Regions from separate parts of the Mus musculus genome. Here region 1 is linked to region 2. The links are chromatin loops, found by intact Hi-C in ENCODE. Cell type or tissue: left cerebral cortex. All regions are shown on one strand. Each heading gives the region's core, and the rest is flanking DNA. Links, peaks and the distances in the headings are about the cores only. Region 1 holds the start of Gm19897 (predicted gene, 19897). Region 2 holds the start of Fbxo17 (F-box protein 17).

Region 1 (15,340 bases), core at 3,679-11,678, 53 kb before region 2:
GGCTAGAGGTCAACCAAGAGGCCAACCATAATTACTGTTTCTTAGAAGTTAGCCAACTTGTTATTGATTGATTGATTAGATGGTGTCTATATGTATATAGTCCTGACTAATATGGAATTTACTAAGGAGACCAGGCTGGTCTCAAACTCAGATTCACCTGCCTCTGTCTCCCAAGTGCTGGAATTAAAGTGTGCACCACCACCACTTGGCTTCTTTTTATCTGACTGCATGTGTGCTCTCTATGTGTGAGTGCTCAGAGGACTGAGAGGCGTCAGATGCCCAGGAGCCGGGGTTAAAGGCAGTTGTGAGCCACCTGACATGGGTGCTGGGGACAGAAGGTCTTAATCAGTAAACCATCTCTCTAGTCCAAAACTAATAACCGTCTTCGTCTTTGGTGGTGCTGAGGATTGAACTCAGGGCCGCGCATACGCCAGGCAAGCACTGCCGCTGAGTTACAGCCTCGGCCCAGACACATTCTTTCTGAGACATTGCTCAACTGGCCTGGAATTCAGGATTATGTGAGACTGGCTACCCGGTGAGCCCCAGGGACCCACTAATCTTTGCCTCTCCAGTGTGGGACTACAAACACCATGCCTGGATTTTTATGTGGGTGCAAGCAGTTAAACTCGGGACCTAGTGCATGCGTGGCAAGCAACTTATCCTTCTGCTAAACAAACAACAACACAGCCAGGAGTGGTGGCACAGGCTTGTCATGCCAGAACTTGGAAGGCAGAGGCAGGAGGACTAGGAGTTCAAGGTCATCTTAAATTCCGTGGCGTGTCTGAGAGGGCAGGGGGGCATGGGAGCCTGTCTCCTGAGTTCACATGGTATCGCACACGTCACGGAGACACAGCTTAGCATCTTCAGAGATTGCTCTATATAAACACTCTGCCACTTCATAGGAGGGACTTGAGGGTCCCCAGATTTTGATATGTGAGAGGGCACTAGAATGGTAGTGTCTGGACTGTCTCCTGGGTCCGGGGAAGCACTTGGGCTTCAGCAGGTTCAAGGCACGGTTCTGTTCTGTGCTCAGTGGAGTCTAGAATGACAGAGGCCCAGTGCACAGGCCAGCTCCCATGTTCTCCTGACTGAACTGGCAAGTCTAAGGATCTGGTGCTTTCCAGGTGGGACAGAGACCTGCCCTGTCCCCTGAGGAAGTGGCCAAATGAGGAAGGGGGCAAAGAAAGTGGAGGGAGGGGGAGGGGGACAGGGAAGGAGGGGGGGAGGAGAGGGGGAGGGAAGCTGAGGCAGACTTACCTGGCCTGTCTTTTCCTTGTTAATGAGCAGCCGTGGGGTGGCTAGTGGTGCCCTGGGAAGGGGGAGCTGAGATTCAGGATCTGCCCTAGTGCCCTGTCCCGAGCTGACACCCAGTCCCATCCTCCTCAACCTACTTGCTGATGAGGGAGGCGAAGGGCTGCACCTGCAGGGAGGTGCCCATGATGATGAGGAGGTCCACCTTGGAGAAGTCCTGCGGGGAGTAACCAGGAAGGCCTTGGACCCCACTACTCTGGCTTTGTCCCCCTCACATGGGCCCAGCCCAGAGTGGACACTTACTGACTGCATGCAGGAGAAGAAGCGCGATGGAAGGTTCTCACCGAAAAACACGATATCTGCGGTAGACACAGACAGAGGGACAGAGGGACAGAGGGACAGAGGACAGGAGATATGGGAGACAGAGCTAGAACAGTCAGGAGTCAGGGGCCCAACTGAGGCTTGGGGGGCGGGGCACCCTCTGCTGAACAGTAGGGGACGGGCCAGGTGGCAGAGTGGCCAGATTGGGGGGTGAGGCCGTGGAGGAAGGGGTCCCAGCTCCAGCCCCGGGCCCAGGACTCACCAGGCTTTACCACACTCTGACACTGCTCACACCTGGGAGTTGCTTCTGAGAAGATCTTCTCTGAGTGGGAAAGAGGAAGGGGGGGTGAGTTGTGAGGCTCCCCCAAGGGCTGCTGGAGAAGCCCTCTTCTGCCCCTCCCTCCTGTCAACAGAAATGCATCCCAGGCAGGTGGCAGTGGTGCATGCCGCAAGCCTGCTTGGGGGAGAATTAAACAGGAGAATTGTGAGTTTGAGGCCAGCCTTGGCTACACAACAAAACCACATCTCAAAAAAATAAGAGCTGAGGCTTCAAGGTGGCTCAGTGTGTAAAGGGACCTGCTGCCAAGCCTGGTGGCCTGAGTTCCGTCCCCAGATCCCACATGCTAAAAGGAGAGAAGCAGCTCCTGCAGATGGCCCTGACATGCACACGCATGCTATGCCATGTGCACACCTACACACATGCGCACACAAACCCCAAGAGCTAGGCTAGCTCAGCGGTGGAACCAAGAGGGCTTGGGCACGACTCAGCAGGAGATGCCTGCTTTGAGTCTCCCAGTATGGGGGCTGTGGGTGTGGCCCAGTGGAAGAGCCTCTGACCTCGAATGCCCGAGTCCCCTAGTCTGATCCGCAGCGCCACAAAACAAACAGCACAGCTCACTACTCAGGCATTTCCTGAGTGGTCTTTCCTGCTTCACAGAGAGGAGCTCCCTTCTTAGAGAGCCGTCCCCTTCACCTCCAGGCATCCAGGGGTGGCTGGCAGCACCACAGCTAGTGAGTGAAAGGGCATATACAGGGGCAAACCCATCTGCCCCAGACAGGTGCCCCTGGACTCCACCAGACCCCCATCTGGGGAATGGGAGTCATCCAATGGGTCCTGGGGACAGTCCTATCTGCCCTGGGTCAGGAAAGGACATACAGATAGCCTTGGGTTGGATCAAACCTCAAGCCCAACTGTTTCCCACTCTCGGATTCTGTGACAGACTCCTTATGGGACAGACCACCCTTATGAAAGTCACACTCCTTCTTACTTATGGATCACGGAGTCTGAAAGCACATCTGCCACATGCAGCCCACAGGACTGGAGCTCACTCCGCCAGCCACTCATACAGCCAGTCACAGGGCGAAGCTTTAACGGCTGCTGCTGAGGTATTTCTGCACAAATATGCTATTCTGTGGGTGGAAGATGCGATTCCACAGGGACATAAAGGGGGTGATGTCCATTGTCCGTCACCCCCAGCTGTGCACACATGGGCTGCTCAGGAACCCTCAGTCTGGGGGCAGCTGGCTGGCATTCTGTCAGAAGAGCTACCTTCCAGGGTCCTGCTATAAAGGCCACAGCTGTCCTGATCTCAAGGGGACACCAGAGGCTTTGTGAAGTCAGCATAAAGAATACAGAAATGGATTCCCACAGTTGACACAGCAGCTTCAGGCTCAGCACAATGGCTGCCAGAACAGACTGGTGCTGGCACCCAGGCGCGGGGACTAGCTGTCCTCTCAGTTGCTGTGTCCTCACATGAATGAGGACAGTGACAGCAGTGACAGCCGTGAGCTACCATGTGTGTCTCCAGCACTTGTCTTACCCAGCACAGCACCCAGCTTCCCTCTCCACAGGCTCCTGCTGCACTGTCCAACATGGAAGGCTGAGCTACATAAGACTTATATAAAATTTATTAGTTTTTATTTTCATGTTGTCATGTAGCCCAGGCTGACCTGGAACTTAGTATGTAGCCAAGGCTAACCCTGAACTCCTGATCCTCTTGCCTCTCCCAAGCAATAGGCTAATAGGCATGTACCATGGTTCCTCCTGCGACTTCTACAACTTAAACCAACAAGAACTTAATGAAATTAGAGACCCTATCTTTAAAAAATATAATAAAAATTAAACTGTTCTGGGCCAGCGAGGTGGTCCATCCTCAAGCCTGAGCGCCTGAGTCCAGTTCCTGGGACCCACATGGTGGCAGCAGAGGTTAGACACTTTGCTTCAGTAGGCACATGGGGCAAGTGGAGCCATGTTGGACGTAGACACAGGCCTCCTCGTCTCGGAAGGTTCCACTGTGCAATGCCTTCCTCAGAAGGTAGCCGTGTTTGCCATGTAAGATAGATAGTAAACACCTCAGAGACACAGGCTGTGTGACCGTTGAGGACGTGAGTCTACACGGAGTCCACACGTGGCTGGCCGTGCTCTGCGGTTCATATGGATGACAGCCCAGCAGAGGGGTGGCATGGGAGCAAAGACCTGCTGTCACCTTGAATCCTTGAGGCTTCTACAGCTACCATAAAAAGCAAGACAGCTGGGTACCGTAGTGCACGCCTGCAAGCAACCTCAGTACTAGAGAGGCTGAGGCAGAAGTGCAAGCTCCAGGCCAGCCTGGGCTACATAGGGAAGCCTAGCCTCAGTGGAAACCAACCAACTCACTGACTAGCAAGAGCCAAAGAATGGAGCAGACTGCACTGGGGCCCAGCCCTTGGAGGCTGGCTATGGCAGGCAAGCAGTGAGAGCCCCCCACCCCCTACCTCCCCCTGGCCTGCCCGAGGCCTGCCTGCCCGCAGAGTCCAGCCTCACCTTTCATCCAGCCCATCGTGTATTCTTTTCTGCAGGAGGTGTTGACACAGTGTGATGTGTAGAAGGTGCCGTGGGCCTCCACCAGGTCCTGGGGCTCCAGCCCCGCCACTCGTTCCAGCGTGTCTATGTTCTGGAGGGGGAGGGGAGGTCAGGAAGACAGCCAGCCCTGGTGGCTCTGAGAAGTGGCATTGCGGGGGATGAGGAAGGGTGAGGATATATGGAAAGTGCCCGCTTCCCCAGTGGGGCCACAGAAGGTTGCTAAAGGATGCCCATGGGATATTCTTCTACAAACTTGGGTCACTGCCTCTAATTTTCAGAGAAGTTCTTTTGTTAGAGAGCCACGCACAGTCCCTCCATTTGCCACACATTTATTGCAATAAATGTACCTATCTTCAGCGTCTCCCTCAGATGTGGCATCCTTGTGGGGATCCCACCTGAGTAGCTTGTATGTGACAGCTCTGGCCAAGCATTAACATAAATAAACTGAATCAGGTCAGCAGTGGTGGTGACTGCCTATAAGCCCTGCAATTAGAGGCTGAGGTAGGAGGACTGCTTTAAGTTTAAAGTCAGCTGAGGCTACATAGCTAATGTCAGGCCAGCCAGGGCTACATGGGAAGACCTGCCTCAAAAAAGTGAAATAAATAAGCAATAAGTAAATAAAGCCAGGCATGGTAGGCCATGCCTATAATTCTAGACTGCTGTAAAGGTGAGGCTAGCCTGAGGAACAGGGTGAGATTCAGGCAAGCTGGGACAAGACTAGCACCTGTCTGGAAAAGCCACAGTAAGGGCTGACAAGATGGCTCAGCTGACAATGGTCCTTGCTACCAACATAGCAACGTGGCTTTGGGCCCCAGACATCACATGGTAGAAGCAAACGCCTTCCTTCAGTTGTCAGCTGAACTTTACACACACTAAATAATGTAATATGAATAAATAAAACAAGAGAATGACTTATTTGTTTCTTTGGGGGGGGATATGATTTTTTGAGACTGCCTCAAACTGGAGAACCTCCCTCCAGAGTGCCAGGATGACAGGGGAGCACTGCCACACCCCGCACTCTGCATCTGCTTTGTCGCTGGCTCAGTCTACCAAGCCCTTCATTGGAGAGTGAGCAGCACACACACACACAAACAGCTAACTAAGGGATCACAGAATTACCTCCGGCAGCCTCTGTGATCAAAGGAAACATAGTCTAGGGTGGAGGGAGATGCCTGAGATCTCTGATCATGTTGGATTATATCCACAGACACGCTCCTTCCCTTGCAATGGGGCTCTGTCCTCATAAGCCCACCGTGAGTTGGGTCTACCCTGAGTGGAGCAGGCCTCTGACACCTACCCTACTGCACATCACTGATGTAAGTTTGCAGTTTCCCCTCATGATGACGTGGTAGGCTGCCGCCTGTACCCAATGCCTGCACAGTAGAGCTGGGCTAGCAGAGCAAGCCTGTAACCTCAGCTACAGGAGGGTGAGACAGAAGATTACAAACTCAGGTCTTGCCTGGGCTGGGGGTGTGGCTCAGTGGTAGAGCACTTCCCCAGCATGCCGGAAGCCCTGCGGCCTATATAACTAACGCAGCAGACACACACCCAAAATAAAAGGAAAAAGAAAAAAAGAAAAAGACTACTCTTCGATTTTAAAAAGCATGGTGCTGCTCTATGGTGTGAGTATCGAGGGGTCCCCAGACAAGAGGCTGGGTTTGGGGCATACAGAGAACTTCCTGGAGGGTGAATTTCATGTATGCAACTTGAAGGTCTATAGCCACTCTTCTGTGGGGACCACAGTGGCTTGAGCGATGGGTTCCTGTGCAGAGCTAAAAACAGCACCACAGCTTCAAAGATGCTGTGTCGGCACAACTCAGAGGCGGAGTCACTGTGTTCCAGAAAGTGGGTCAGTGATTCAAACGGTGACTGAGGAGAAGAGGCCACGAAGGAAAAAAAGCTGACCACAAAGGGGGCAAGTGGAACATTTTTTTCCACCTTCAGATATTTTACAAAAATGTACGTGTGGGGGCTGGAGGGATGGCTCAGCAGTTAAGAGTGTTGGATGCTCTCCCAGAAGACCCCGGGTTGGGACCCAGCGCCCACATGGCAGCACACATCTGTTAAAGCCTCTCTTGGCTACTGTGGGCACTGCATACACATAGGTCATGGACATACAAGCAGGAAGAACATCCATAAACATGAAATAAAAATAAATCTCCCTTTAAAGTTTATGTGTGGAGCCAGTGAGATGCTCAGGTAAAGGCCACCAAGCCTGATGACCTGAGCTCCATCCCTGAGACCCACACGATGGAAAGGAAGGACTGACTCCTGCACCTTGTCCTCTGACTTCCAAACTTCAGGCTGGTCTCAGCCCCATCTGACACCCTAGGTCTATGACTCATCGTCCCTCTTGTTCTTGTCACACACATGAATTGGCACCAGGAGGGCAGCGGTGTCTGCTTGGCTCACTGGTAGGGCCTGGTACTTGGGTGGACACCTGTTGTCATAGAGGCCAGCAAACAAGGGTGCAGGAGGGACATGCAACAACAAGCAGGAAGTATGGGGCTTCAAGGAAGCTGTTAGTATCAGGCCTGAGCCTCTTTCTGTGAATGAGGCTGACTCTGAGCTTGGGCGGTGCCTGGAAGGACTAAGCTGTCTCTTCCCCAGCTGGGGCCTCCAGCCATCTGGACCCAAAAGTTTGAACCCATCCTCCCCCTGGTGGCCATTTCTGACATTGCAAGAGCTTCAAACCTATTTGTATTCAAGCATTAACTCTTCTGTACAATTTGGAGTTCTCTCTTTTTCCTTTCTAACTTTTTCTTCTTGGGCAGGGCGGGGGAGGGGGCGGGGGGCGGGGGAGATTGTTTGCTATGGAGCCAGTCTGACCTTAAATCCACTATTAGCCCAGGCTGGCCTTGAACTCATGACCAGCTCCTTCCTCGGCTTCCCAAGCACTGGGATAACAAGTGTGTAATGTAATGGCCACTTTGTATTCTGAGACAATTTTTTAGCACACATGTATACACAGAGCAGTCTGAACTTCAACACATCCACAAAACGCACAGAGACACATAGAAGCCAGCAGCCTGAACATCCGTCTGAACCTCAGTGTGGCCACAGTGTCCCATTAGCCACCGTATCCAAGGCCAGGCTCAGAAGTGTATGAATAAGAAGCCCACCTTCCTTACGATACAGTGTCACTTTCCTGATTTGGAGTGGCTGTGGTATGGACGGTGTCCCCTCAGATACAGAGGCCTTTTGCAGTAAGTCTGGGATGTCCTGTCACCTGTCACCTCACAGCAGACTTGAGAGGGCTTGAAGCTGTTCTGACTTCTTTATATTTAAACATTCTTCTATTAGTTTATATTGTAATTAATCGACTAATCAATTAATTTAGAGATACAGTCTCACATCCTGAAGGTTGGCCTTAAACTCATTTTGTAGCCAATGATAACCTTTCTTTGGTTTTTGTTGTTGTTTGGGTTTTTTTTTTTTTGGTCTTTCAAGACAGGGTTTCTCTGTGTAGCCCTGGCTCTTCTAGAACTTTCTATGTAGACCAGGCTGACCTCAAACTCACAGAGATCTGCATGCATCTGCCTTTTGAGTACTGGAATTAAAGGCATATGCCACTACCATCCAGCAACCTTGAATTTCTGACCTTTCTCCTGATTCCAATGAGTACCAATCTATCCTGTTTCCGTCCCCTATTTTACAAAGGGGAAACTGAGGCCAAGAGGAAGTGGCCCATTGTAGGTCATTCACTATAATTAGCTGAGCCCTGGTCCTGTGCCTGCCTGTGTTAGCCCAGCTCTGACCGAGTGTTCCAAGACCCATCTGGCCTACTGCCCTCGAGCCCTGCCACCCAAGGTCACGCTTGCCCAAGGTCCTGCCTACCCATGGTCACACCTGCCCGTGGCCCCGCCTACCTGCGTGTAGCAGCGCAGCAGCAGCCCCTTCTCCTTCAGCAGGCGGATGAAGTAGTGGCAGATGGTTGGCTGAGAGAAGAGTAACAGTGCTGATGTGAATGTCCCAGGCCATGCTGTGGGCCCATTCTGCCCCATGGCCCCATCTCAGTGGCCCAGTGAGGGTGAGCCTGCCTTCTCCCGTACCACAAATGAGGAGACCCAGGCAAGGGCATGGTGGCGGCTTTTTGGCATCACCAATAGGTAAACTGCAGAGTCAGGCTCACAGCCAGGCTTCAGTCTCAGCCCTTCCTGATAGTCTCAGCAGCTTTCTTAGAGTTGGGTAAACTGAGGCCCAGAGCCACAGGATAAAGAGACGAGGGGCCAGGCAACCCACTCCTCCTTTCTTTTAATTTCTTAAAATTGTTTATTTTACTATTTATTTATTTTTTTGGTTTTTGAGATAGGGTCTCTCTAGGTAAGCCTGGAATTGGCTAGCCTCAAACTCACAGAAATCTTCCTGCCTCTCACCAAGAGCTGGATTTTTTTGTTTGTTTTCTTTTTTGTTTTGTTTCTTGTTTTTGTTTGTTTGTTTGTTTGTTTGCTTGTTTGTTTTCGAGTCAGGGTTTCTCTGTATAGCCCTGGCTGTCCTGGAACTCACTCTGTAGACCAGGCTGGCCTCGATCTCGGAAACCTGCCTGCCTCTGCCTTCCAAGTGCTGAGATTAAAGGCCTGCACCACCACCGCCCGGCCCCCGAGCTGGAATTTTTTAAATGATTTATTTATTTTTATTTTATGTGCATTGACTGGTGTTTTGTCTGCATGTGTGTGTGTGTGTGTCAGATCCCCTGGAACTGGAGTTACAGATAGCTGTAGGCTGCCATGTGGGTCTGGGAATTGAACCCAGGTCCTCTGGAAGAGGAGCCAGTGCACTGAACTGCTAAGCTACCATTCCAATTATTTTTAGTTACAGATATGTGTGTGGGTCTCTGTTGGTATATGGAGGTGAGTTCTAGTGCCCACAGAGGCCAGAGGTGTCAGGCTCCCCGGAGCTGTAGTTACAGGGGGCTATGAACATCCTGATGTGGGTCCTGGGAATTGAACCCAGGTCCTCTGGAAGAGTACTATCTGCTCTTTTACCCTGAGCCATCTCTCCCACTTTCACCTCTTTCATCTTTAATTTTTATTTTTTTTTTTACTTTTGAGATAGGTAGTTTTGGCTGACCTTGCATTTGAAAGTTTCCTGTCTCTGCCTCCCAAATGCTACAGTTATGGGGATGAACTATCAAATCTGGCCAGAACTTATGTAATTCTTTTCTTTTTTCTTTAACAATATCTCTATCTACCCATCTACCCATCTACCTATCTGTCTATCTATCTATCTATCTATCTATCTATCTATCTATCTATCTATCATCCATCCATCTATCTACCCACCATCCATCCATCTATCCATCCATCCATCTATCTACCTACCCACCCATCTGTCTCTCCCTCCATCCAACCATCTACCTGGGGATATGCACTTGCCACAGTGCACATGTGGAGGTCAGAGAATATGATGGAGTCAGTTCTCTCCTTCAGTCATGAGGATTCCAGGGATTGAACTCAGGTCATTAGGTTTGGTAGCAAGCACCTTTACCCATGGAACCATCCTGCTGGCCCCAGAAGCTAGGTTCTTAATCATGTTATGCTTGCCTGGAGGGCCTATAAAGAGCCTGCTTCCATGCCTACTCTTCCCAGGCTCCCTGCAGAAGATGACCTCACCTTGAACTGCCCGGGATAGAGCTCCTTGGCAAGGGCAAAGAAGGGTTCCGGATGTTTCTGTGGGAGAGAGGAGCAGAGGGCCACATGTCCCAGGTAAGACAAGGACTGGAGTTGGGAGCCACCTCCCCTCATCTTAGCCGTCTACCTTGAAGTAGCTGATCTCAAAGATGGCCTCTGGGTAAGGAAGGTGGTACTTCTCCAGGTTTGCATAGAGGCCAGTGGACGGGGAGCGGAAGTCAGGGATACCCGCGGCTAGGAAGGCAACGCAGTCAGAGGCTCTGCCCACGTGTGCACGAACCCCTCCAGCCTCCCCCAGCCCCAGGAGTGGCTGAAGGACGGGGAACTTACACGTGGAGATTCCGGCTCCCACCAAACAGATGACCTTGCGGCCTGGAACAGAGGATTGATGGCACATGCTAAGGTTTCCCTCCTAGACGTACTGCTGGTGCCGGGCAGGATGGCATTGGCAACCTCACATTTCAGGTGAGGAGACACAGCCACCCAGGAGAAGGGAGAGGGATGGGGGGTGGGGTGAGGTGGGGACGCCTTGCAAAGTTCGGCAGTACAGAGACGGCTAGTTTGAGTCCTTGACAATCAATCCAAACCAAATTCTGACAATGACTAATCTTCTAGGTACAATACTGTAAGACTTCAAAAAAATTACTTTTGGGTCAGAAGGTAGTTGTGTACACCTTTAATCCAAGCACTCGGGAGGCAGAGGCAGACAGATTTCTGTGGGTTTGAGGCCAGCCTGGTCTACAGAGTGAGTTTCAAGACAGCCAAAGACACACAGAGAAACCTTGTTCAAAACACACACACACACACACACAGATGAGGGCTACATAGATGGCTCAGTGGGTAGAACACCTCCTCCTTTTCCAGAGGTCCTGAGTTCAATTTCCAGCACCCCTGTCAGGCAGAGCTCACAGCCACCTGTTAACTCCAGCTCCATGGATCCTGTGCCTCTGACCTTTGAGGGCATCTGTACATCTACACTCATGCTTATACACACACACACACACACACACACACACACTTAAAAAAGAAAATTTGAGACAAGGTTTCATATAGCCAAGGCTGACCTTGAGCCTTCTATGTAGCTAAGGCTGACCTTGAACTTCGGAGCCTCCTGGCTCCACCTCTTGGGTGCTGGTGTTGTGGTGTGCACCAGCATGTCTGCTGGTTTCTCTGGTTTTGAGTCAGTGCCTCCCTATGTACCCTGGGCTGGCCTGGAATCCTGTACCTCCCTCCTCAGCCTCCCAGGAGCTCCAATGACTGGCTAGGACCTGTTTCTAGCTGTACACATCCCTTCACCATCCTGCTTTGTTCACACAAAAGCCTAAAGTCTGCTCCTTTGAGTCAATTGCACTAAATAACGGTTTTTTTGTTTGTTTGTTTTGGACAGGATCTCATGGACGTCAGGCAAGCATTAAATTCACTGTGCAGCCAGCCAAGGATCACCTTGAACTTCCAATCACCCTGCTTCCATCTTTAAGTGCCCAGCATTGCCATCATGCCCAGCTTTTCTTTTCTTTCTTTGAGACAGGGTCTCAGCATGAGAACTCGCAGTGACCTTGCAAGCGTTGGGAGGAGTGGGTGCCACCAAGCCTTGCTATGCCCGTTGTTGTGTGTGGTGCAGGAGACTGACTCTAGGGGCCTGTGCACTAAGCAAGCACTCCACCAACCGAGCCAAGCCGAGCCCCCAGCCCCTCCGGTGTATTATGCTTCTTCAGATCCATGGTTCATACTCTTATGGGGGCTTTGTTCTTGGTTTTTAAAGAACTATTAGGGGGTGATAGGATTGAATCCATTCACAGGCACAGAGCTGAGAAGAAATGGCCCTATTGCTGCCCCAGCTGCTGGCTGGCCTACAGCCCAGCCACACAGAGCCCCGACATCTGTCTGTCAGCTGATGGGCAGACACAAGTGTGGTATCCCATGAATTGGGCACCCCTGGGGTGTTCTGTTTAAGGGACACGTGTGAACAGAAGTCAGTCTGCCATCGGGGCTGGCGAGATGGCTCAGTGGGTAAAGGCACTTGCTGCTAAGCCTGATTCCCGGAAACTACACGGTAGAACGAGAAAAATAACTCCTCAAAGATGTCCCCTGGCAAACACAGTAGCATGCATGCACCTACAGTAATGCCCACATCACCCACCCACCCCCAGCACACACACTCAAAGATAATGTTTAAACCAGGCATGGTGGCGTATGTGTTTATTCCCAGAACTTGGGAAGCAGAGGCAGGAGGATCTCTGTGAGTTTGAGGCCAGTGTGGTCTATAAAGTGAATTGCAGACCAGCAAGGTCTGTTACATAGAAAAAAAAAAAAAAAAAACCAAACCAAACCAAAAACAAATGACAGCAGAGAGCCTGCTACAGTCTATGCACTCAGCTTCTTTAGGATGTTACTGGCCCAAGTCTGGCTGGAGATCGTAGGCATTGAGACTGGGTGTGGTAACACTGTAATACCAAAACTCCAGAGACTGAGGCAAGAAAATCTTAAATTCAAAGCTTGCCACAGCTACAGAACAAGACCGAGCTTCAAGGGCCCTGACTGTGCCCCTTGCATATGTTCACACCAAGTCACAACCTCTCCGTGCCTCAGTTTCCTCTTCTGTTCAGCTCACTTCTAGAAAGACCTCACAGCTATTGCGTGATAATTAGGTTCAAGGATGCTTGGTGAGCTACTTAGCCCAGAGCCTGGCGAACAGCAAGGGTCTGCTTAGTTGATATTTATGTCACGTCCCACACCAGCACCCTATGGGCCAGGGACTCTCAGATCTGAGTGTAAGAGGGAGGACCAGTGTCGCCTGGCCACTGTGTGGGTATGCTCTGTAGGCGGCCGGCTGCCCAGCCTGTGGCAGGAGAGGGAGGTTCAGCTGCCATCCCGGCTGCCAAGGAGGGCGCTGAGCAGCTGGGCCAAGGGGAAACTGGAGAAGATGGCCTCAACAAAGGGCTGTTCAGGACCCTCAAAGCTGCATTGTTCCCAACGGGGACTGCGAGGGCCTGGGTTCTCAGACTTCGGTGACTCGACCTCAGCAAGAAATATCAATTTCACGGTGACCCAGCTAGCTGGCTTCTAAACAGCACGTCTGAGACAAGCTTCCTGTAATAATACCATGGCAAACACTTCTGTATCTCTCAAGAGATCGGGTCCTGTTCTAATCACTTATCTCTCGAGTGTGTGTGTGTGTGTGTGTGTGTGTGTGTGTGTGTGTGTATTTCTCCAGGGCCATCCACCTAGTGTGTATATGGGCTGTTATTTGTTTGTTTGGTGGTGTGCACACATCTCTTTGTGCGTGTATTTCACAGCAAACATGTGGAAGGAAGTGAGAGGACAACTGGTGCCATCACGGATTTTAAGGCAGGGTCTCACGAGTCTCATGGGGACCTGAGCTTGGCTCCTGCCTCTGCCTCCCCAGCCCGGGAATTACAAGCACTTGTGAGCTGCTTGTGTGGGAGCTGCCAGCACTTAATGGACTGAGATAATCTCCTAAGTCTCTCTGTCTCTCTCTGTCTCTCTCTGTCTCTCTCTCTGTCTCTCTCTCTCTGTCTCTCTTTGTCTCTCTCTCTCTGTCTCTCTCTGTCTCTCTCTCGTGTTTTGAGACAGGGTTTCTCTGTGTAACCCTGGCTTTCCCGGAACTCACTCTGTAGACCAGGCAGATCTCAAACTCAGAAATCCCCCTGCCTCTGCTGGGATTAAAGGTGTGGGCCACCATCATCATTCCATTTCCCTCTTTTTTCTGTAGTCCAGGCTGCCTCTGAATTCACATGCTCTAGCCTCAGCTTCCAGAGTGGCTGGGCCTGCAGATGAGCTCGGCATGCTGAGCATATGTATGCTCAGCATGTGGCAATTTCCTTAGCCTCACCTGAGTCACCCCAGAGCTTTGATCACTTCCAGTCTAGGGCATAGGCCTGGCCCATCAGAAGACAGTAATAGATTCACTAGGGAAGTGACCCAAAGGCAGGCCTAGTGGTGCTACTCTGTACTCCCAGCTATGTGGGAGGCTGAGGTAAGAGGATCGACCTTCAGGGACTAGAGGGTAAATTCAGGGCGTTCAAAATAAAACAGTAGGAAAGGAAGGGCTGGGGCTGTAGCTCAATGACAGAGTGCCTGCCTAGCGTGGTGTGTGAGTGTAGGGGCTGAGTTCCATCCGGGGGGGGGGGGGGGGGGCTTCTGGGCCAATGTGGCCTTGTTCTTAAGTGCAAAGGTACCCTCCCAAGCAGGAGCCGCCTGCTGGACTTTCCTTCACCCTACGCAGACAGACTTGTGAGGCCTGAGAACAATGTCCTAACAATGTCCTCGAGCCTGGCTCCATCACATTTAATGCTTAAGAGTCTGCATGCTCCTTTTTATTGTTTTTGGCTAGAGTTCTGGTTTCTTGTCTTTCTCTTTTCTTTCTTTGAGTTAACAATCTTATGTAGCACATGTTACCCTCAAACTCATGATCTTCTGGCTTCAGTCACCTCCTGGAACTCACTCTGCAGACCAGGCTGGCCTCAAACTATAGAAATCTGCCTGCCTCTGCCTCCCGAGTGCTGGGGTAAAAGGCGTTCACCACCCCCCCCCCCAGCAAGCTGAGTTTTTTGTTTTTTTTCTTAACTACATGGGTGTTTTCCTTCGTGAATGTTGTGTGCTACATGCATGCCTGATGCCCATGGTGGCCATAAGTAGGATCCCCTGAAACTGGAGTTACAGATGGTTGTAAGCCATCATGTGAGTCCTGGGAACCCAACCTAGGTCTTTTGGGAAAACAGCTAGTGCTCTTAACTACTAAACCATCTCTCCATCCCAAGAGTTGGGTTTCCTCCATCTTTTTTCTTTCTGAATTTTAGGAAAACTTCCCATGTAGCTCAGGGTAGCCTCACACACACAGTCTAGCAGAGGCTAACTTGAAATGCTGGTCCTTTCCCAATCTGCTCAGAGTTTGGGATTACAGGTGTATACAGCAGGCTTTCTTACTACTCCTACCCCCCAAAATATGGAGTCAACTGGGGCCAGGAATGGGAGAAGCGGCCAAGCAATTGGGGACTCACAGCGCTCGCTCTGCATGTAGCGTGTCACTCCTTCGAGGGTCAGCTCGTCTAGAAGACGCTCCTTTTGGGAACCCAGGCCCAGGGTCTGGGTGAATAAATTCCTCAGGAAGTCCACTGGCCAACAACAAGAGAGACAGCGCCAGGTGGGCATCGAGCCAGGGCCCAAGCACACACTCTCCTCCCACATCTCAACTCCCAATGTCTCCCACAGACAGCAGCATCCAGTCCCAAACCATTGTTACATGCTTTGCCTATCACTCCGGTAGCTTGGAGGG
Region 2 (15,340 bases), core at 1,016-9,015:
GTAAGTATGACCCCACAGACAGTGACAAGGCTGTGTGGCATTGGTTCGCCTTGCCACTCTTTGCTCATCATTTGTCATGACTTCATAGAGAGAAATGAGCCAAAGAATTTCTGGTGGTGTTCTGGCAGCTTCTTGCCATTTCCTTGTTACTGGGGCCAGATTGGCAGAGCCTGGTGGTTTCTTCTGGATCAGATTGCCATTGCTGATTCATGAATAGTGTTTGCAAGTGGGTTGAGCTACTTTGAGCTGAACTACTGATATCCTGACAACAAAGATTGGATTCACTCCAAAGAACTCTTTCTAACCAGGTCCGCATCCTCCTTTGCCCAATTACCCTTTCTTTTCCACTGCCTCTGGTGGGTGGTGGGCTAGAAGATTAGTAAAGTGGGTTTTGAAAAATATAAGCCTACAAGCCCCACGTCCACCACTCTCTCCAGTGCTACCTGGGAATCGGATTCTCATATTTACTCTTTCCTCACCCCCACCCCCAACTTTATGTGTCTTCCTCCTTCCTTCCCTTTCTCCCTTCCTCTTCCCTGTGATGTCTAGGCTGTTGTCCTTAACTCCAGGTCCCCTTTGCCTCCCAAGTATTAGCCATTAACATACCATTTTTGTAAGGCTCCTCCATCTTGGTTAAACAATGACAATTCCCCAAACCAAAGTAATATGATCCCTAGAACAATTTTGGTTTTTTTGTTTGTTTGTTTGTTTGTTTTGTGATTTCTGTTTTGTTTTGTTTTTGTGACAGGGTCTCACTATATAGCCCTAGCTGGCCTGGAACATCCTATGTAGAACAGATTGGCTTTGAACTCACAGAGATCCACCTGCCTCTGCCTTGGGATTCAAGGTGTGAACCATCATGCCCGGCTATTTTTATAGATTCTTGACTTTCCTATTGGCATCTTACTCCATCCCTAATGACTGGCCACGAGTTAATTTTTTGGATCACTTGATTATTTTGAACTGACTACTCACTGGTTAGCCCTAGCAATGGTCAACTGCAGGCCAAGAGAGAAATCTTTCAGTTCTCTTTCCTGTATTCTAACCTTTCAGCTACTCCAGCCTGTAAGTGGACTTGGAGCTTCGTGGTTTCTTGAATGAGGCTGCCTTCCACTGGCTTGCTCGCTCTTTCTTTCTCTCTCTCTCTCTCTCTCTCTTTCTTTCTTTCCTTCTTTCTTTCTTTCTTTCTTTCCTTCTTTCTTTCTTTCCTTTTTTTTAAAAAATAAGAATTATTTATTATTTTATGTATGTGAGTACACTGTCACTCTCTTCAGACACCCCAGAAGAGGGCATCGGATCCCATTACTGATGGTTGTGAGCCACCATGTGGTTGCTGGGAATTGAACTCAGGACCTCTAGAAGAGCAGTCAGTGCCCTTAACCACTGAGCCATCTCTCCAGCTCCCTGTTGGCCTTTTCTTGAATGTAGCCTTCCTTTACACAAATGCTGGAAATACAGACATGGCCATGCCAGGTTCTCTCTTACTCTTACACTATTTCATGTCTTGCTACTCCTCTTTCCTCCTATCTCTCCACACCCCCAACTCCCACAGTGCTGAGAGTGCAATTCTGGGCCTTGAGTGTGCTAGCCAGTTATTCTATCATTGAGCTGCACCTCAGACCTGCACTGGTGAACTTAGGTAGTGGTTCGACAATTGAGCCTGGCCACACCAGGCTCCTTTTGCCTCTTTAGAGTAAAATTTGCCCCTCATCCCACTTAGCCATGTACAGCAGTGCATGTATCCATGATTCCAGAACATTCTAAGTTCTAGATCAGCCTACTGAAAGTCTCTAAAATCAAGATCCAAGAACAAAAAGTCCATAAACACCTACACCTGTGCTTTCTGCCCTCAGTAGTATCTCTTGAATCTGTTTCCTTCCTTCCTTCCTTCCTTCCTTCCTTCCTTCCTTCCTTCCTTCCTTCCTTCCTTCCCTCCCTCCCTCCCTCCCTCCCTCCCTCCCTTCCTCCCTCCCTCTCTTCCTTTTTTCTTTCCTTCCTTCCTTCCCCTCACCCCCAAGACAGGATTTCATGTAGCCCAGGATACTCTCAAACTTGCTATGTAGCCAAGGCTGACCTTGAACTCCATCAGCCTTCACCTCCCACGTGCCGGTATTATAGGTATGTATCACCATGCCCAGATGGTGAACCTTTTCTAAGCACGCTGTAACGTCAAGGTCCTCAATGACTGCAGTGATGCAAGGTGAGTGTTCTCTGCTGTAGCCATCAGCAGCGTTTCGCTGTCGTCACCTAGGTTCTAGGAACCTTCTCATTCTAGGCTTCTACCGGGGTTCCTCACTGGAGGCTGCTCTGATGGCCTGTCAGAGATGACCTTTGAACCTTAGTCCTCATCAGCTGTCACCTGCACCACCACCATCTCCTGGCTCTGTGCTTCCTTCCTCGTAAGCACTCAGGTAGGGGAAACACTTGGGTCAGGTGCTGTCCTGTGCAGCTCAGAACCCTCCACAACTCCCCGTTCTCAAGCTAATGGCAGACTCCTCTCTGAGGGCCGTAAGGTTTCACACTATCTGCCCACTGTCTCTCTGTTCTCCTCTCACTCAGGTATTCACTTAAAGGTGGCCACGTCTCTGAGCCTTTCCCTGGCTGCCTCCTTTATAATTGTGAGGCCTCACCACCAAACTACTCCCCCCCTTTTTTAAACTTTTCTCTAAAAAAAATTTCTTTTTCTTGCCAAGTGTGGTGGCCTAGACCTTTAATCTCAGTGCTCCTGAGGTAGAGGTAGACAGATCTCTGTGAGCTTGCACCATCCTACTTTACACAGTGGGGTCCAGACCAGCTAGGGACTCAAGAAGAAAAGGAGGAGGAAGAGGACAGACAGACAAATGGGGCTGAACCAATGGACCAGGGGACAATAGCACTCACTTCTCTAGTAGAGGACTGATTCAATTTCCCAGCACCTACATTGTGGGTCACAACTGCTCTAACTCCAGTTTCAGGGGATCTGACACCCTCTCCTAGCTTCTGAGGGCACCATGCATACGCGTGTTACACAGAAAAAGAAGAGGGGTAGGGGGCCTGCAAGACTGAGCCAAGCAAAGCTTGAATCCTGTCTGCTGCATGTAGGAACTCCAGGTCTCTCTGTGGGGATGCCCATGGTACATCGCTCCCACAATCTGGAGGCTAAATGTCAATCACTGGCTGAGACCAGTTTGGGTGGGGGAAATCAGATACTGTCTGCTTGTCACTCAGCTACTGGTAAGAGAGTCTGAGCTGCATGTTTGTTGGCTGGTTATTTTTGGTTGGCATGGTAACTGGGGATGCTGCTAACATTCCATCTGCAAAAACCTATGACTGTACATTCCAAAAAGGACTATGATGATGGTACTTGCTCTCTGACACGTAACTCCATCAGTCTGCGAGTCACAAGGCCTCAGTCACTGGAGAAGTGGCACTGCCAAGGGATTTTCCAGGTGGCAGTCTAAAAATGCCTCTGACTCCCTGTAGAGTCACGATCCCTCTTGGGAGTCCTAGATCGTTGCTAGGTAGTTAACAACTGGCTAGGTGGGGGTCGGAGGGTGGGAAGACTAATGTTTATAGCCTTGGTTGTTGCCTGGGGTATGAATCACACAATTACACTGCCCAGCTGAGGCCCCAGGGCTGTGAAGTTGGAAAGAGATACGCGCAGTTTATCCACTTGAGCTGGTGCAAGCTGGCCCCAGCACATCCCGGCCGGTGCCAGCTGCTGACATTTCAGCTGGCCACTTGAGGGTGCTGTGCTGAAGACAGCAGGGATTGGCCAGCTGGTTTAGCATTCCCAACACGGGGACCAACATAAAAGCCATCATCCTGTGACCCAGACTCCTCTTCCATTTTGTAGCAATGACATATGAGACCCCTGAGTGTGGGCCAGTTGGCTGAGTTCAGTTAGTTCCCAGAGCATTAAAACAACATCATTATTTATGCAACCATCTATCTTTGTCCTCCCACTCCAAATCCAAGGTGTTTTTGTTTGTTTGTTTGTTTTTTACCTTTTTAAAGGGGTGTGCATGCATGGGTGCAGGCATGTTTGAGAGAGAGAGAGAGAGAGAGAGAGAGAGACTATGTATTCCTGGCTGCCCTGGAACTTGCTAAATAAACAATGCTGTTAATTCACAGAGATCCACCTGCTTCTGCCTTGGGAGGGCTGGGATTAAAAAGTGCTTGGCTTTTTAAAAGTTTTTCTTTTCTTTTCTTTCCTTTTTTTTTTTTTTGGTTTTTCGAGACAGGGTTTCTCTGTATAGCCCTGGCTGTCCTGGAACTCACCCGGCTTTTTCTTTCTTTTTTTTTTTTTTTATAATTACATCAATTTCAATTCTCTTCTTTCGACATGTGGATCACGGGGGATCGAACTCAGGTCGTCACGTGTGTCACCAGGCACCTTTACCCACTGAGCCTTGTCAGCCCTCAAGTATTCTAGAATCCGATGGTAGTTTTTGTTTTTGTTGATGTTGTTATACAGGGTCTCACTCTAGTGCAAGTCGGATTAGAATATGCCCTAGCCTTAAGCTTTCTAGGATCACGGCACTGAACTGCTGTAGAACAGGTCAATGAACCATTTATTGAACTAATATTAGGCCTTTAAAAAAAGGCCTTGAAGTCTTTTTTTCCTCTGATGGCTACCACGATGCTACAGGTTTCCAGTAGGGGGCGCTGGAGGAGCGTGGCAGGCGGCTGGGCTTCTCTGCGGCATGCGCCTGCAGGCTCTGACGCATCTATGGCATCACCAGGATTCTCCAGCGCCTGGCTCCTGCCACGTGTGGCTGGCACTACCATCTCGCTCCAGACACTTTTCTGTATGCGTTTTTGTGTGGCCTCCGACTGGATATGCACTTCCGGTAAAGCCAATTCCAGCCTGGGGCTGCTGTCTTTTTAATTGTTCTTCCTTTTGATTTCTTTTTTTCTGTTCCTTTAAATGTTTACCTTTAACACTTGTTTATATAGTGCGTGTTGTGTGCATGTAGATGCACTTATGCTAAAGCATGTGTGTGCAATCAGAGGAAAGTTTGCAGGTGGTAGTTCGTCCCTTCTACCCAGTAGTTTCTGAGGATGAACTCAGGTTGTCCAGCTTGCTGGCAAGTGCCTTCCCCGTGAGCTATCTCAGTGGCTCTTCTTGGTGTTTTTGAAGTAGGTTCTAGGCAGCCAAGGCTGGCCTTGAACTTCTTATCCTTCTGTCTTTATCTCCCAAGTGACGGGATTAAGGCTGTATGGCACCTCATTCAACTCATTTTTCACTCCCTCCATAATTTCCTGTTCCCCTCCTCCCTTTCCTCCCTCCTTTCCTTCCTTCCATTTCTTAGTAATGGTCTCCCTATGTTGCTCAGGCTGGCCTTGAACTACCGGGCTTAAATTACCCTCTTGACTCAGTTTCCCAGGTAGCAAAGAATACAGACATGTGCTTAGGCACACACACACACATATAATATAAGATGATGTTTTAAAAATAATTATTTTATGTGAATAAATGTCTTGCCTGCACGGATGTAATGAGTGCACCACATTTGTGTCTGGTGCCTGAGACACAAGTCATCCGAGGGCATTGGGTTTCCTAGAAAAGACATTAATCATGATTGTGACCATGTCAGTCCTAAACAGGAGCAGAAGGTGCTATTAATTACTGAGACATCTTTCCAGTTCCCAAAATGATGTTTTAAGTGTGTGTGTGTGTATGTGTGTGCATGTGTGTGTGTGTGTGTGTGTATGTGTGTGCATGTGTGTGTGTGTGTGCGCACATATAGAGATAAGTGGACAGCTTGCAGGCGCTGGTTCTCTCCTGCAACACGGGCTCTGGGGATGAAACTCAGGCTTGGTGGCAAGTATCTTTACTGGCTGAAATGTAATAAGAGTTTTGGTTTCTTTGAAAACACAGAAGCACTATGGGAATATGGTTTCCTTTCACTCCCAGGTGTAGCCTATGGCGCTGCTTCAGACTGTCTTTAGCAGCTGGCTACAATTTGCCTCGTGCTCTCGCAGGGGTGTGATTTTTGCCATCAGCAGATAGTTTTTGTGACTGTATGACATTTGGAATTCTGGGGAGTTATCAGAGGGCATATGAAAGCCGAGAGCAGGGGTGGGTTGTTTGCTGTTGTCTGCTGTTGCTTGTTGTTGGTTACTGTTTGTTAAGTAGTTGTAAGGGAAGAAGAAAACAAGAAGAAACAAGATATCCTGACAGTGAAGATCAAATTTGCCCCAAGGAACTCAATGCCCCTAATCAGCAGGAAGTAGTCTAACTATAAGTGCCCCCTTTCCTTTCTTTCCCTTTTCCCTCTCCTATTGAAAGTTAGGGGGTTGAAAGGTAGAGAAGAGTGGAAGAAAGAACTCACAAAGTAGCTAAAGACAGGCTACACTGAAACACCTTGCCAGCCTGTTTGTTTTCTTTGTTTTGTATTGGTTTTCCTGAGACAGTCTTACTATTGTTGGTCTTACAGCCTGGGCCTAAGTGCAGAGATCACAGGTCTGTGCCCTTGATCTCAAGAGATCGGCCTGTCTCTCTCTACCTCCCAACCACTGAGTCGCTCCTGTTACTCTTCATAGCTCTGAGACATCAACAATCATGGTTCCAATGACTACGTGATTCCAGGCTCCTGATTGGTCTCTGGTTGACACATACCACTCAGTCCCTGAATCTGGCTTCTTCCTTCCAAACAAACAGCTAACAGCAGATCATCCACATAGTTGGATGGAGCCATCAGCTCCACTCCCCTTTTCTTGCTGAGTCATATGTCAGTGACCAGATGAACCACAATCTGTTTGTTTTATCCACTCACCTTGATGGGCACTTGAGCTGCTCCCCACTTGGAGCTGTTATGAATGAAGCTGCTATGATTGTTCATGTATGAAGGTCTATGTAGGCACAGGTTGCATTCTCTTGAGTAAATACCTAGGAATGGAATTATTGGGTCATAAAGTAAGTATGTATTTCACTGTACAACAAAACAGTCAAGAGGGTTGGAAATATGACTCAGTGGCTTGGAAAGATGACTCAGTGGCTGCTCTTCCAGAGGATCTGGGTTCAATTCCCAGCACCCACTTGGTAATTCACAACCACCTGTAACTTCATTTCCAGGGTATCTGATGCCCTCTTCTGGCCTATACGGGTACTGTAATCATGTGGCACACATACATACATGCAAGTTAAACACCCATACACATTTAAAATTAATTAAACTTAAATAAACCTTAGTTAAAAAAAAATCCATTGTGTTGGCCAGCCAGTGATGGTCTGGGGCATGGCTCAGAGGTAGAGTGTTGGCCCAGCCTGCCCATGACTATGGAGTCATACAGGGCCCCATAAGGAAATAAAGAGAAATTAAAGCTTTTAGTATAAAGGGAAGCTTAAGATGGCTGTAAGTTTATGTATATGGGCCACAAAATGAAGGGGAGGAGAGATAAGGGAATTTAATCAGTTAACAGCTGCAGGCAAAACCAATAGAAAATCATTCTGTGTTCAAAACAAAACAAAACAAACAAGCAAACAAAAAACATTTGCTGTGCATGAGTGTGCATGCTGTAGTGTGTAGGTGTGGAAGTTGCATGACAACTGGGGGAGTCTGATGCCTCCTTCCGGCACACAGGGTCTTTACCTGCTGAGCCCCCCACCCCCTGCTTCCATTCTGCATTTTTTCCAGACAGGGTTTCTCTGTATAACAGCCCTGGCTATCCTAAATTCGATTTGTAGACTAGGCTGGCCTAGAACTCATTTGCCTCTGCCTCCCCAGTGCTGGGGTTAAAGGCGTGAGGCACCAAGCCTGGAGTATTCTGCATTCTTTAATGTTTTCATATCCCTGGCTGGCCTAGAGCTTCTGCATACAGTAGGAACTTGGAATTTAAGGTACATGTTAGTAGACAGTACTCTCTACAATGGATAATTCAAACTCTGGGCACTGTAGCATGTTGCTTAGAGTTCCCCCAACCCAGTAACAACCTAGGACTTCTTAGGATGGTATCCCAACCCTAAACTTTCCATTCACCATTGTCTGCCTGTTTAGAGCCAGAGAAGATTCCAGAAGGCTTTTGTGCGCATGCTTGCACTAGCCTTGTAGCTGGTAGTTATGAAATTCATACCGGGACCAGTCCTGCCCTGGCTAACAACCACAACAACTCAACAAGCACATATATTACACACAGCCCTCCACCTTAGAAGTTTCTATGTGTTTTGTACTTTGCTGTGCTGGCGATCCAGCCCAGGACCTTGCACCTGCTGGGACATCTAGACCAGGGAACTCTGGCCACACCCTCAGCCTCCCAAGAATTCTGACTGAACAGAAAAATCTAAGAAAATCAAAACTATGACTGCAGGTTTTTGTTTGTTTGTTTCATAAACTACAAGAGAAAGGAATAAAGCTAGTTTTGGCTCCTGAAGAAACAAAGCCAAAATAAAACATGGAGTCCTCTGTCTTGGCAGTATTAGGCATTCTCACAGGGGCCATTACTGGACAAAGATTACCTTTTCTACAAATGGTGCTGGGATGATTGGAAATTATTTTTTAAAAGGTTTATGTATTTATTTTATGTATATAAGTACACTGTAGCTGTCTTCAGACACACCAGAAGAGGGCATCAGATCTCATTATGGATGGCTGTGAGCCACCGCATGGTTGCTGGAATTTGAACTCAGTACCTTTGGAAGAGCAGTCAGTGCTCTTAACCACTGAGCCATCTCTCCAGCCTGAAATAACTTTATTTTATTTGTTTGTTTGTTTGTTTGTTTGTTTTTCAAGACAGGGTATCTCTGTGTAGCCTTGGCTGTCCTGGAACTCACTCTGTAGACCAGGCTGGCCTCTACCTATAGAGATCTGCCTGCCTCTGTCTCTGCCTCCTGAGTGCTGGGATTAAAGGCATACGCCACCACCATCTGACTGGAAATGACATTAATTTTTTTTAAGATTTATTTATTTATTATATGTGAGTACACTGTAGCTGTCTTCAGACACTCCGGAAGAGGGTGTTAGATCTTGTTACGGATGGTTGTGAGCCACCATGTGGTTGCTGGGATTTGAACTCAGGACCTTCGGAAGAGTAGTCGGTGCTCTTAACCGCTGAGCCATCTCACCAGCCCATGACATTAATTTTTTTAATTTAATTATTTTATGTGTATGAATGACCCTGCATGTATATCTGTGCCCCATAAGTATGCAGTACCGTGGAGGCCTGAAGAGGGCGACGTAACCCCAAGACCAATGCTCTAACTGATTGGCTACTTCTCCAACCCCAAGGAACCTATAGAAGGTTTAAGGAAGTGTGGGTGGGCTTTAAGGTTTTGTAGGTTTTTTTTTTCTCTCTTCCTGTTCTCTCTGCTTCTTGTGTGGATGAAGTATGACCAGCCCTGACACCGCCACGGCACATCTCTCCCTCTGGCACCTTGGGCTAAAATGAACCCTTTCTTCCTTCAGTTGCTTATCATAATTGAAAAGTAACTAATACACTCCCACAATGAGTAAATAAATACATGCAAACCCCCCCAGCCCTTTTTTTTTTTTTTTTTTTTTTTTTTTTTTTGGTTTTTTGAGACAGGGTTTCTCTGTGTAGCCCTGGCTGTCCTGGAACTCACTCTGTAGACCAGGCTGGCCTCGAACTCAGAAATCCGCCTGCCTCTGCCTCCTGAGTGCTGGGATTAAAGGCGTGCGCCACCACGCCCGGCTCCCCCCAACCCTTTTAAAAGGATGAATCAGAGCTGGATGTGGAAGCTCACTCTCACCTTCAATCCCAACACTCTAGAGCAGTGGCTCTCAGCCTTCCTAATGCTGCCACCCTTCATGCTGTGCCCTCCCAACCAGAGAATTATTTCATTGCTACTTCATAACTATAATTTTGCTTCTGTTATGAGTCATAATATAAATATGTGATATGTGACTCCCAAGGGGGTCTCAACCTATGGGTACAGAACCTCTGATCTAGCGGTAAAGGCAGGAAGATCATACATTCAAGGCCATCTTTGGTTACAGAGTTAGAGGCCATCCAGTCTCATAATAAATAAATACACTTTAAAAATAAAAAAATGTCTGGACTCCTAAAGTGTCTGGCTCCAGGCGGTGTGTTGGGGTCTGTGGTGTCTAATAATTGCTAACATAACAGCTGTGGGGAAAGCAAATGCACTCGGACCCCTGAGGAATGGCTCACTGCAGTTGTCCAGGCCTTACCAGGATTATGCTGAGTGCCAGAATATGGGCTCCATATGGCAGCCTTGATGCAGGGCAGGAGGAATGTGGGTGGAGACCTGTGTGGGAAACAGCTGACACAGAGGGCCTGTCTTACAGCCCCACTGGGCTTCTGGCTGAATTCAAAAAAGACAGAGACTAGGTTCAGTTTTATATATAATATATATATATCATATATATATATATCATATATGTATGTATGTGTGTGTGTATATACATACATACATACATACATACATATATATCTGGGTTACTAAGTGATCAAGTGAGACTAGACTATGGGGGACAAAAGATACATAAGAAGAAGGGAAGGAAGGAAGTGAGAAGAGGGCTGGGCTGCAGGGTTGGTGGAGCACCTGCCCAGCAGTCACAAAGCTCTGGGAGTGATCTCCAGCACTGCATAAACCAGGCATGAAAGAGCACACCTGTGACCCCAGCACTTAGAGCTACGAGGGTCAGAAGTTCAAAGACATCCTTGGCTACAAAGCAAATGTGAGGCCTGGACTGCCTAAAACTAAGTCTTTTTTTTTTTTTTTTTCTTTTTCTTTTTCTTTTGGTTTTTGGAGACAGGGTTTCTCTGTATAGTCCTGGCTGTCCTGGAACTCACTCTGTAGACCAGGCTGGCCTTGAACTCAGAAATTCTCCTGCCTCTGCCTCCCAAGTGCTGGGATTAAAGGTGTGTGCCACCACATCCGGCCCCTAAAACCAAGTCTTAAATAACAAAACACAAGAGTGGGTGCCAGGGTTGGAGCCCAAGAGAGAGTTTGTCTCCCAGGCCCTAGGTAACCTGCAATATGGCCAAATAGGAAGGAAGGGAGGGAGGGAGGGAGGGAGGGAGGGAGCGAGGGAGCGAGGGAGCGAGGGAGCGAGGAAGAGAGAGAGGGAGGGAGGGAGGGAGAAAGATAGATATTAGAGAGGACCCAAGAACTGTTACCAGTCTTCAGAGCTGAAGAGGCTGCCATAGTTAAGAAAACATCTTTACTAGGAGAATGGAAGAGCCGTCTCACACACACACACACACACATACACACACACACACACACCCTCACGCACTGCAGCACTGTGTCCAGAGAACACAGTGAGTGTCCCTTACTAGATGTGCTGACTGGACTGCACATCACTTTGCTCTAGGTTTCTGGGACATGTTTGGAAATTCTCATGGAACAGATGCTGTTTTCCACCAAGGGAAACTGAGGTTTGGAAGGGCAGAAGATATGCTCAACTCCCTCCAGCAAGTAACCTGTAAAGCAAGGGCAGAGCACAGACTCATGGGAAACTCCTAGATTGAATGGGTGATATTCTGGGGGTGTGGGTGGGTGTGAGACAGGGTTTCTCTGCATAGCCCTGGCTGTCCTGGAACTCAGTGTGTAGATCAGGCTGGTTTCGAACTCTCAGAGACCTGCCTGCCTCTTCTTTTCCAGGGCTGGAATTAAAGGTGTGTACCACCAAGCCAGGCTCTATTTTCATTTTGAGACAAGAGCTTACTGTGTACTGAGACTGACCTTGAACTCATGACCCTCCTGCCCTAACCTCCAGAGTGCTAGGGTCACAGGCGTTCACCTCCATACCTGGTCTCAGATATGATGAGTTTTGATAGGGGATTTAAAAAAAAAAAAACAAAAAAAAAACAAAGCAACATGTGTTTGGCAGGCTTTGTAAGGGGCCAACACAGAATCAGAATTGAGGGCAAAAGCTGACCAGCTAAAATCCAGTTGCATCTGGTTTCCTTCTGCAGGAAATAGAGAGGACTATCTTTATCGCCGACTCAGGTGGCTCTCTTTCAGGGATTTGTGATTAACTGGCTTCCCCGATTGCCTATGTCTGGCACCAGTGCCTGCTTCTGGTTTGAGCAGAGGTCTCCCACTATGCCAGTCATTAGCTAGATGAGGAATCTGGTGCACACTCCTCCAGAGTCTGGACCCCTGGACCCATTCCATACTGGTTCATTTCTATCACCACACCCTCAGCCCATCCCCCACAACCCCTCCCCTGCTTTCCTGCCGCAAGGTTTCTCTGTGTAGCCCTGGCTGTCCTGGAATTTACTCTGTAGACAAGGCTGCCTCTGCTGACATTAAAGGCATACACTACCATGCCGGGCTAATTTCAGCACTTAGGAGGCGAAGGCAGGAGGATTTCAGTATATCTGAGGCCACTGTAAGGATACATAGTAAGGTGTATGGGATAACTTTTTTTTTTTTTTTTTTTGAAACTGTATCTCCAAAAAAAAAAAAAAAAAGCAAAACCCATAACACATAAAGAAGATTTTCTAATTAGCTACCCAGAAAGTACAAAGCAGAATAAGGTAAAAACTATATACCAATGCTCGAATATTAGCCATGCCTGTATGTCGAGTATGTGTGTTGGTGAGTGCGGCGGCTGGAAGTCCAGCTTAAGCACCCTTCCCATGCTCTCCAGCTGTTTTCTGTTGGAGCGCATGGACCTGGCTAACCTGGATAGTGAGTAAGCTCCAGAGACAACCCCCCCATCCCCTCTTCCTGGGTTTATCTGCGTGCTCATCTTGCTTTGGCTTTTTTTGTGGGTGCTGGGGATCTGAACTCAGGTCCCTGTGTTTGCCAGGTAAATGCTTTATGGATTTGGCCATCTCCCCACGTGTACAAATTACATATTTTGAAAAGTAAACCCATTGCTATTTTAACTGATTGCATAGAAGGTGGGTGCTCCTTTAAGGAACCCTTTGTCTTCATATAAATTCTGTCCCTCTGACTGGTCTATTTGCTGGTATTCTCTTAGGACATTTAGATAATTTGTCTTCGTTAGATTTTCTATAGCTGTGAAAAAAACACCAATAGCACCTTTGGGAGGAAAGGGTTTATTTTAGTGCATAGCCTGTAGTTCATTATCCAGAAATCAGGGCAGGGATCTGGAGGCAGGAGCTGATGCAGAGGCCATGGAGGATGGCTGCTTACTGGTTTGCTTCTCAGGGCTTGCTCAAACTGCTTCCTTATAGAACCCAGGACCACCAGCCCAGGGGCAAAACCACCCAAAAGAAAGGACTGGGCTCTCTCACATCAATCACTAATTAAGAAAATGTACTACTGGCCAAACTGATGGGGGCATCTGTTCAGTTGTGGGACCCTCTTCCCAAGTGATGTTAGCTTGTGTCAATTTGACATAAAACTAGTCAGCACACGGTCATTGTTTAAAATCAGATTTGCGCAGAGGCAGGCTCTGAGTTCGAGGCCAGCCTGGTCTACAGAACGAGTTCCAGGACCGCCAGGGCTACTGGCGAAAAACAGAACAAAACAAAACAAAACAAACCACTAAAATCAGATTTGTGTTATTTATACTTCCAAGACAGGGAGTGGAATAAACTGAAGAAATGAACTCAGAAGAACAAACGTTACACGGAAAGGAATAAACACAGCTGAAATGCATCAATGTAGCTAAGTCAGGAAACAGCCTGAGACCCTGAAGCACGCATTCTGCAAAGGGGCTGCCAGCCAGAGTGATCCAGCCGCGGCCCAGGGCCTACATGTTGGTCTGGGCTGGCTATTTCTTTTCCCCCTTTTCGGTTGGCTATTTGGGACATGGGTAGAGCTGCGAGAGGGGGTGCTGGGAGAACCTTTTCTTCTTTTTTTTTTTTAAATTTGATTTTAAATAAAAAGTAAGATGTTATTGTTGCGCAAGTGTTTGATGTGTATGCGTGTTAGTGTGTGGGTCAGAGGACAACACGTGGGTCTCCATTCTCGCCTTTAACTCTGAGTCTTGAGAATCACCAGGAGGCTTGGCGGCAGGCACTTTTTCCTGCCACCATCGACCCGGTAGACCTAGTTCCATAAAAACAAAGTATGTATGAAACGTGGGAAATGAAGCCCACTACTTTGTATGCTATCTTAAATGTTAGTAAAAAATAGTAGGGTGTGGCTGCGCACGGGTTTAGTCCCAGTACTGAAGAGGAAGAGGCAGGGGGATCTCTGAGTACAAGGCCAGGCTGGGCTACATAGCAAGGCCAGTCAGAGGTACAAAAGAAAAGAAAAAGAAAAACCACACACACACACACACACACACACACACACACACACACGGAATGTAAAGTCTTCTCAGTGGGACTTGTAGCTTTGCAACTTGCACGTGTACAGCTAGCTCAGTGTAAGAGTGCACTGCATAAGGGAAGAGTCTGGGAAACGATGTACAGACTCCTGGAGACTGCGTCCCTGGGGTGGGGTGGGTTGGGGGCGGGGAGGGGCACACAGAGCCAGTGGAGAGACTCCTCCATTCTCCAGACTGCTCCAGCCGCTGGTTTGGACACGACCCTCGAGTCCCATCCCAGGTCCGTACCTGTCCGGGAGCTCACCGGGCGGCCTGCTCTGAGTTGGCGGGGAAGATCCAATCCCTACCCGGCGCTGGAGGCAGTCGAAGAGTAACCCGAGGTCCGGGAAGTCAGCCCCGTGATCTGGGGTCCTAGTGGACCGTCTTCTTCTATGCTCAGGATCCCGGGGCCACCGGGCAACGTTGCAGCCTGAGTGAGCCCGGCCCAGGGCCGCCGAGCTAGGCCGCCTGTCCCTGAAACGTGGCTGCCAATCCCCTGGTGGACACCCCGGGCACCTCCCCTGCCCCCTTCCCTGAGACCCGCCCCGCCCCACTCTTCCGCCCCAGGCAGCTTTTCCTAACACCGTCGTCAGGGTAAATTCTTTGGTCCCTAGCGAAAGGCTCAGCTGTGGCTCTGACCGCAGATTTGAAACCAGAGAATGAAAGCAGAGACAGGATCGGTTCTTGGAAGCAGAATCCGTCTTTAGCAGAACCGTTCAACACGCGGGCTCCGCAGCAATCGCTACTCAGCTGTTCAGCTTAAGCGAACCCTTCCCCTCCAGGAAGATCAGCGACGCCCCCCCCCCATGACTCCTTAAATTTATTTATTTACTTATATATTCACTACCACCACCACCCATCTCCCACCCACTATGTAGCTATCCAGGAACACTATGTAGATCAGGCTGGCCTGAAACTCACAAAGATCCCCCTGCCTCTGCCTCTTGAGTGATAGGCTCCAAGGCAGATAACAGTACTTCTCAGCTATTGTTATTATTTTAGATGTATTATTTATTTTCATTTTGTGTGTGTACTGGGTGGTTTTGTGTGTTAACTTGACACAACTAAGAGTCATCGGGGAGGAAGGGGCCTCCGTTAAGAAAATGTCTCCATGAGATCCAGCTGTAGGGCATTTTCTC

What was found. Hi-C counts contacts between places; a loop is a spot of excess contacts. Peaks named below come from ENCODE experiments on the same cell type or tissue, not always from the same donor. Only the 100,000 strongest peaks of a DNase experiment are listed, where the experiment ranks them.
Region 1: it touches region 2 in a loop (3-fold over the local background); 1 of 42 quality-filtered maps calls a loop at or near these places.

Annotation. Positions count from the first base shown.
Region 1 is chr7:28,771,934-28,787,273 of GRCm38, reverse strand. Sirt2 (sirtuin 2) reads right to left here. Exons shown (of 16, transcript NM_022432.4): 4 at 15,066-15,179; 5 at 10,375-10,416; 6 at 10,172-10,278; 7 at 10,027-10,083; 8 at 8,284-8,352; 9 at 4,376-4,505; 10 at 1,835-1,894; 11 at 1,555-1,610; 12 at 1,392-1,468; 13 at 1,258-1,309. Gm19897 (predicted gene, 19897) reads left to right here and starts at 5,760. Exons shown (of 4, transcript NR_040339.1): 1 at 5,760-6,036; 2 at 10,003-10,119; 3 at 10,229-10,509; 4 at 11,432-12,375. In left cerebral cortex, for the core only: a CTCF peak has its summit at 7,062 (motif pointing left); DNase peaks (open chromatin) are centred at 5,858, 6,187 and 7,038; H3K27ac peaks cover 1,856 bases.
Region 2 is chr7:28,716,149-28,731,488 of GRCm38, reverse strand. Fbxo17 (F-box protein 17) reads right to left here and starts at 14,699. Exons shown (of 7, transcript NM_015796.2): 1 at 14,451-14,699; 2 at 6,762-6,874. In left cerebral cortex, for the core only: CTCF peaks have their summits at 3,712 (motif pointing right), 4,636 (motif pointing right) and 7,075 (motif pointing left); DNase peaks (open chromatin) are centred at 3,378, 3,652 and 4,695; H3K4me3 peaks cover 298 bases; H3K27ac peaks cover 1,401 bases.